Regions from separate parts of the Mus musculus genome. Here region 2 is linked to region 1. A link is a contact called in ENCODE Hi-C or POLR2A ChIA-PET data. All regions are on one chromosome and are shown on one strand. The core of a region is the stretch at or near the end of the contact, and the rest is flanking DNA. Distances in the headings are between cores, read along the strand shown. Region 1 holds the start of Yars2 (tyrosyl-tRNA synthetase 2 (mitochondrial)). Region 2 overlaps Ppm1f (protein phosphatase 1F (PP2C domain containing)).

The links. A loop is a pair of places that touch in the nucleus more often than their neighbours do. ChIA-PET counts read pairs that join two places held with the same protein, here RNA polymerase II (POLR2A).
Region 2: a map of v-Abl transformed pro-B cells shows a loop between it and region 1 (3-fold over the local background). The contact joins the enhancer-like site here to the promoter of Yars2 in region 1. A Hi-C loop is called at or near these places in 2 of 37 maps with a recorded cell type or tissue (both v-Abl transformed pro-B cells). POLR2A ChIA-PET finds 5 or more read pairs at or near these places in 1 of 5 experiments (embryonic stem cell).

What each region holds. Positions count from the first base shown.
Region 1 is chr16:16,301,017-16,304,773 of GRCm38, forward strand. It overlaps Yars2 (tyrosyl-tRNA synthetase 2 (mitochondrial)), which reads left to right and starts at 1,949. Exons shown (of 5, transcript NM_198246.2): 1 at 1,949-2,731; 2 at 3,520-3,687. The coding sequence starts at 1,968.
Region 2 is chr16:16,910,446-16,914,277 of GRCm38, forward strand. Ppm1f (protein phosphatase 1F (PP2C domain containing)) reads left to right here. Exons shown (of 8, transcript NM_176833.4): 3 at 494-636; 4 at 3,589-3,791. Among named protein-coding and RNA genes, the nearest start is that of Ppm1f, 16 kb to the left of the region's middle. Within about 2 kb of position 1,664, at least 2 of the 3 ENCODE cell types and tissues checked have a DNase peak (open chromatin) inside an H3K27ac peak, as active enhancers do.

The DNA.
Region 1 (3,757 bases), core at 699-3,198:
TTCTTCAAATACCTTAGTATTAGGACATGGAAAGATCTGTAGCTAATGGTCTGGGGATGGGTCAGGATCCTCTTTCAGGAACGTGAGTGTTGTTTGTCTTCTGCATATGACTCTTAGTCAAAAGGCTTGCCCAAAGTGTGGATTTCTCTCCAAGAGCATTCCATATTTAAAGATTAGCCGGTAATAAAGTGAAACAGCCTACCTCCTTGTTTCAGTTTGGAAGACTATGGAAGGAAATCTCAGCTCCTGACTTCCTCTGGGATACTGAATGACTCTTGTCTGGCCTGAGCTTTCTATTGCCGTGATAAAACAATATGACCAATGGCCTGGGAAGAAAAGCGTTTATTTCACTTTACAGCTTATAATTCGTCATTCAGGGAAGTCAGGGCAAGGACTCTAGTCAGAAAGACTCCTGAAGGAACTAAAGCCGAAGTCATGAAGGAGTGCTACATACTGGCTTATTCCACATTGTTTGATCAGCCTGATTTCTTTTAGCACCCAGGACCACCAAGGGTGGTGTTTCTTTTGGGACCCTGGGACAAGAGACTCAGGTGCATATTTTACATATGAAAACAGATCTGGCTTCCAGGTTCTCTCAGCATCCCTAAGTCTCTACCTGGCATACCCTATCCCCAACCCTGTACATTCCAGCCCAGGGGATGGGCTGCCCTTCCCTCAGACGCTCTTTGCTATACAATCTACACATTTTGCTCTCTCTCTCTCTCTCTCTCTCTCTCTCTCTCTCTCTCTCTCTCTCCCCACCCCCTGCCACAAGCCCTTTCTCCCCCCCCCCATGGCGACCCCCCCTGGCCTCAATTCTAGGGGGACAGTAAATCTGCTTTATAATCTAATCTGGTTTGAATTGGCTCATTTTACCGGAGAAAGGACCTATCAAGAGGCACCACCCACAGTGAGCTGGTCCCTTCCACATCAATCACTGATCACCACTGGCTTGTTCATAGGCCACATTGGTTGAGGGCATTTTCTCAGTTTAAGTACCTCAATGACTCTAACTTTGTCAACTTGGCATAAAACTAGCCAGCACACCTCTACTGCAACTTACTCCTGGCTCAATTGTTCTCTGTCTCCCTCCATAACCCCTACTTCTCTCACAATGGTAGGTGATGGCCACAAATGGCACATTCTCAATAATGCTACTCCACATAAATCAGGGAGTTTTGAAAGTATGGCCCACGTCTACTCATATATGGAAATGTCAGAATAAATTCATTATTTTGTACAATTTGTGTACGCTAATTAAAATGTTTAAAGAAAATTAGTCAGAATCTACAATGGGACTTGGGGGCTGGCTCACCTGCCATACAATTGCAAATGAGAGTCCTCATCCTGGTGAGAGGATTCCTAAAAGCACCTAATATGTTATGACTTTGAATGACTCCAGTTTTTGTTATACTAAACACAGGGAGTTCTTTCCTGTTTTGACTTTCCTCTTGCTAGGAGGAGACTGCCACCTTCAGGACACCCACTAATGACGTGTGTGTGTGTGTGTGTGTGTGTGTGTGTGTGTGCGCGCGCCTGCCTGCCTGCCTGTACTGTGACGAGGCTCTCATTAACTGGGGAAACTGGTACAAAGAAATTTCGTCTCCACTCCACTCCGAGTTCTTTCTACAGGTCCAAGACTTATGGGACTTGAGCATCACAGCTTTTGCATGATCATTTAAACGACAGTAAACATTTGTCGAGCGCTTACTACACCGCCAAGTGCTTTCACCACAGCTGTGAGACAGGAAGTACTATCACGACATCCTCACTGAGAAAACGGGAATGAAATGATAGAGGAACAGCGGGGGCCGCAAGACGGAACTCAGTCGGTCCACATTCCAGGACTGCCTACAGCACCAAAGCCTAACAGGCCTCCCGCTACGCCCGAGCATGCGTAGAGAGACACCGAGGCGCCCGCGGTCGCAGGGCGACAGAGGTCCAGCATGCCTTGCGTGTCCCGCAAGATGGCGGCGCCCATGCTGAGGCGCCTGTGCCGCGTTCCGCAGTCCCTGGTCTGGCTACGAGGGTCGCGTGCGGTGCGCCCGGGCGCGCGGGGAATGCTGGTGGCACCGAGGGCCCGCGGCTTGTTCAAGGAGTTCTTCCCCGAGAGCGGCACGAAGACAGAGCTCCCCGAACTCTTTGACCGCCGCAGGGCGGGCTCGTCCCCCCAGACGGTGTACTGCGGCTTCGACCCCACGGGCGACTCGCTCCACGTGGGGCACCTGCTAACTCTGTTGGGGCTCTTCCACTTCCAGCGAGCCGGCCACAACGTGATCGCGCTCGTGGGAGGCTCCACGGCCCTCCTGGGGGACCCCAGCGGCCGGACCAAGGGGCGCGAGGCGCTGAGCGCCGAGTGCGTGCGGGCCAACGCGCACGCCCTGCGGCGAGGGCTCGAGGCCCTGGCGGCCAACCACGCGCGCCTCTTCGCGGACGGCCGGCCCTGGGGCTCTTTCACGGTGCTGGACAACGCGGCCTGGTTCCAGGAGCAGCACCTGGTGGATTTCCTGGCCACGGTGGGCGGCCACTTCCGCATGGGCACTCTGCTGAGCCGGCTGAGCGTGCAGTCGCGTCTCAAGAGCCCCGAGGGCATGAGCTTGGCGGAGTTCTTTTACCAGGTGCTCCAGGCCTATGACTTCTACTACCTTTTCCAGCACTATGGATGCCGGGTCCAACTGGGCGGATCAGATCAGTTGGGCAACATCATGTCTGGCTACGAGTTCATCCACAAGTAAGCTGGAATTGTTAGAGCCTACGGAAACCCGGGGACGAGTATACAGAAGTAGTGTGTTATTCGTTAGGAAGATTGTAAGTTAGAGCTGGGAGTTAGAGCTGCTGGAAGCAGACCGATATTCAAGATTTGGATTGTGTCTGTTTTCCCTAAGTCGCCTTTAGTTTCTTTAGAAATTGTTATTTATCCTGAAAATAATTGGACTTCTGTTTAGAACCGTGTGCACTAATTTAGCTTTTCGCCTCCATAAAGATTTTCACAGCGTTTTCTTTTTTTAAAGATTGATTTATTTATGTATGAGTGCTCCATCTCTATGTAACACCTGCATGCCAGAAGAGGGCACCAAATTCTTATATTATATCCCACATGGTTGCTGGGAATTGAACCCAGGATCTCTGGAAGAACCACTGAGCCACCTCTCCAGTCCTCACAGTTTTCTTGAGGAACATAGATTATATGGCTGGTTCGTGTGCTACACGACAAAACTCATTTAAAAATATTAAAAGCCACCTTCTAAATGTACCTCCTGGTATCCTTTCGCCCAACTTTGTCATTTTTCTACCTGATCCTTCAAAAATCAAGTCCTGTTGACCTGCTCAGGTGCATTCCTCAATTGCACTTAAGCACGACACATGTAGATATAAAATGCGTGTTTTTATGGTTCTTGAGGACCTGAGTCCAGACTGAGAAAGGGTTTTAAAAACATATAGTAAGTAACCAGACTTAAATGTGTACTGTGCTTGGTGGAACTAATTGTGCCTAACAGAATACCATGAATGTATGTGTAGGTTGACTGGAGAGGATGTGTTTGGAATCACTGTACCTCTAATTACAAGTACAACTGGAGCAAAGCTGGGAAAGTCTGCTGGCAATGCGGTTTGGCTAAACAGAGAGAAAACATCACCGTTTGAACTTTATCAGTTCTTTGTCAGACAGCAAGATGATTCCGTAGAAAGGTAAGCTTTAATAGGCATTTGAGAAAAATTAATATGTAGTTATGATTCAGTTTTAGCTAGTGAATCTTTT
Region 2 (3,832 bases), core at 414-2,913, 610 kb after region 1:
TAAGCATGTGCATTCCTCAGCTTGTAGGTTCACCCCTCCGTCCCTGTCCTGCACCTACATGGCTGCCCTCATGTATCTATGTCTGTGTTTACACCTTTCACAAGCCAGTCGTACTGAAGCAGGCATCCATCCTACTCCAGCCATAATCTCATCTTTCTTAGTGCTATCCACAGTAAACCAACTTACAAGAGCTCCCATCTGAGACAGTAACCTCAGCATATAAAATGGGGGATACAGTTCAGCACTTAACATGCCCTGCTCCCAGGGGTTACCAGCTTGAGCATCAGGGATCCAAGCTTCAAGGATACCTTTCCAACACATCCCAGCAAATGCCGTGCCCCTGGTGTTGTGTAAATATCCATTCCGGGTCCCTGAAGACAGAGATCACCTGCTTGTGATGACACCAAGAGGAAGGTATGAGCCATCATCTCCATCTTCAAGGTGGAGGATGCCAGGAGCTGCTCCAGCCCCGCCTCTCACATCTTCTTCCTAGGAACGCTCCCCCATCGTTTGCTGTGGCTGTGACCCACGAGGCAATTTCCCAGCTGCTGCAGACAGACCTTTCTGAATTTAAGAGGTTGCCTGAACAAGAGGAGGAGGAGGAAGAGGAGGAAGAAGAGAAAGCCCTCGTGACCTGTAAGTTCCACTCATATGGCTCTGGGATTGTTTAACAAGTGACAAACTCAGATTGACACTAAAGGTCAGTGCCAGCGTGCCATCAGGACAGCAGTGTTGGAGTTCAGCAAGAGCACGATGTGGCATAGAAAACCTGCAATGGACTGAGCAGCACGTGGGTCAAAGGCGGCCAGTGAGACGGTGGCCCACCTTTGTGCTGTCTTGATGGTGCTTCAGAGCACATAGAAATGAGTGGTGCCTGTCCTGCCTTACACACGAGAAGTGCAAGGTGTTGGTTCACAGCCACACAGCCAACCTCACCTGTACTCACTGTCCCCCTTGGCTAACACGAGGCCCTTAGCAGAGTGGCACATCCACCTCGGGGAGGGGGCAACTGTTGTCTAGGTCCCCTGCCTTGACTTACCTTAGTTGGGATCATTAGATGTCAGTGATCCCAATCATGAGGTGACGAAGATGGACATTTCGTGTCCACTGGCTACAGCCATCAGTGAGTTGAGCCCTACAGTGGTACACCAAACCAAAGGAACCCAGGAACAGAACGGGGAGCAAACGCCAAGAGGCCCCAAGACCACTTGACAGAGCGTTTGTTTATAAAATCCAGGCTCTTTTTCTGCATGACTCTCTTTCCTCCTATTTTGCTGCAGTACCAGAAGTATTAGGAGGGAAGTGGTGGCTGCAGGTATGCACACAGGATGTGGGCCGAGTTTCCAGGCAGTAGAGGGAGCCTCTCTTTGCCCAGCTTTAGGCCATGTGTAGAAGGACAAAGAACACTGTAGGAGAAAAAAGAAACCTACTTCAGCCTTAGCACTTGCGCCTACCAGCCACTCTCCTCACCCCCCATTTCTGGCCCCTTCCGCAGCTCCCTGCCAGCCTTCAAGCCAGCATGGCCTTGCCCCCTGCCTAGGAGACAACTATCCATAAAGACAGGCGGCCATTGTTCTCTATAAAGCCAGCAGACAATCCAGTCTGGCAGCAGCTGCCGCCAAGGCCCATCCTTACCCCTCCAGCTAGGAGACAGTATCACCTGCTGGTGGGAAGGAGAATTGCAGCCGGCAAACCAGGCCTTAAACCCAGGCGTCTGGAGAAGGGATGTGCCTTCCCCGCCTTCCCTGCCTGTCCCAGAGCTGCCATGCAAGCCTAGGCTTGTAGCCTTGCGCACTGTTGCAAGTCTGTTGTTGGCACGCTGTTCTTGCCAGCTGTCTCAGCACATTCTTTGAGGCTTATTGCCCCAGGCAGAAATGTGACTAAGGCACCTCCATGCCCACCTACCAGCACTTCCCTGTGATTGTTGTGAAGATAGACCTCCCGGGCAGTTCCTAAGGCTCAAGACTATAGCCCTTGGCCAGAAAATCAGGGTAGGACTCCAAGAGCCTGAGGCTGAGCATTACCGTAGGGCTTGCCATCTTCATTTTTAATTGCCCATTCTTCCTCTTGAGCAAAATTCAAGTCTAAACCTATTGCTGGAAATAGCAGTGTAACCAAAGGCTAAAAAGAGACAGCCCAGGCCTAGAGGCCCAGCCTTGCTCAACGTTCCCTCCATACCAGCAGTCTCCAGGAGCAAGGAGACCACAACAGCTCTCCAGGTAGTCATGGAGTCTACCTGTGTACAGAGGAGGAAATGAAAGACATGAGAAGTAATGTGGTTAGGGATGGGCTTAGACACAGGAAACTTGAGTTCTTCAGGGTCCCATTTAGAGCTGTGGTCCCTAGGCTGGGCCTAACAAAGTCAGTTCTCCAGCTCCTCAGCCTCCACTCCCACAGCTGCTGCTAATAGTCCCCAGCATGATGGCTGCAGCAGACTAGATGGCCTGCCCCCAAGCAGGCTTGTTAGACTTACCCTTCTCCCTGCTCATTGCTTTCCTCCCATGCCTCCCTCCAGCCTCTTCCACTCCTCCCGTTTCTTCCATGGCCATACTTCTGACTAAGCACACTTCTCCCAGTTCTCCTTGTTCCTCTGCTGTGGCCTTTGATACTTGAACCCTCTGGTTGGGGGTTGGGAAATTGGGGTGGGACTTTTGTTATTGATGTTCTAGTTTTTTCTACCTTTTACATGTACATGTACATTATTTTGAAATAATAAGTATGCATGCAGTGAATTATGAGAAATAACAGAGATATCCCGACTATATATACACGACCCCGTTTTCCTCCTAGGAACATCATAGAAAACTATAACAGTATGTCACACACAAGATCTGAATATGGTCAGACACAAGCCAGCTTCCTTATTGCAAGGATTCTACATGTAACCTTCCACAGGCCACTAACTCTCCTTCCCTGCTGTAGCCAGTCCTTAACTCCCAACGGTGACTAGTTTTCATCATTTCAAAAAGGCCTATCACTGGAATCGCACGGCCGACAGTTGGGGTTAGTGTCTTCCACTTGGTGTGATTCTCTGAAGATGGACCTGGCCACTTCACTCAGTTCTCCTGGACCCTTACCCAAGGCTCAGCTAGCTGCTGAGCCATTTATAGATTGGAAGCTGGACAGATCACAGATTTGGGATATTACAGATGTAGCTGGTATGATTCATGCACTGTTCTTATGGGAACAGCCCTCATTCTTCTAGGATTCATGCCCAAGAGTACAGTTTTTGGCTTAGAGGATAGTTGTATGTTTAGTTGTGAAAGTTATTTCTAGGAGCAGCTTAAGTCAGAACAGGCCAGAATTCACTTACTCCCCTGCCATTGGACCTGTCATATTTCTAATTAATGGACAATTACCAGACACTTTGGTCGCTGGCAGCAGACTTTCTTGCATACTTCATAGGTCGGTGTGCCGAGCTGAGTGTGCCTGGGAAGTGAGGTGCTTGACTAGTGGGCCCCGTGTAGGCTGCTGGGAGGAACATTTAAAACCTGGGGACATGGCAGGAAAGGAGTATATAGGAAAGTAGCTAAGCCTAAACTGCGTGGCTTTACTTTTTGGTTAACAACTCTCCATCATGCCCATCAGTACTAGATGCCAAAGGCCTGGCACGGAGCTTCTTCAACTGCCTTTGGAAAGTATGTAGCCAGTGGCAGAAGCAGGTGCCGTTGACTGCCCAGGCCCCTCAGTGGCAGTGGCTGGTCTCTATCCATGCCATCCGGAACACACGACGCAAGATGGAGGACCGACACGTGTCCCTTCCTGCTTTCAACCATCTCTTCGGCTTGTCTGTGAGTGTTGCACCTGCAGAGCCCAGGACAAGTGGTGTAGG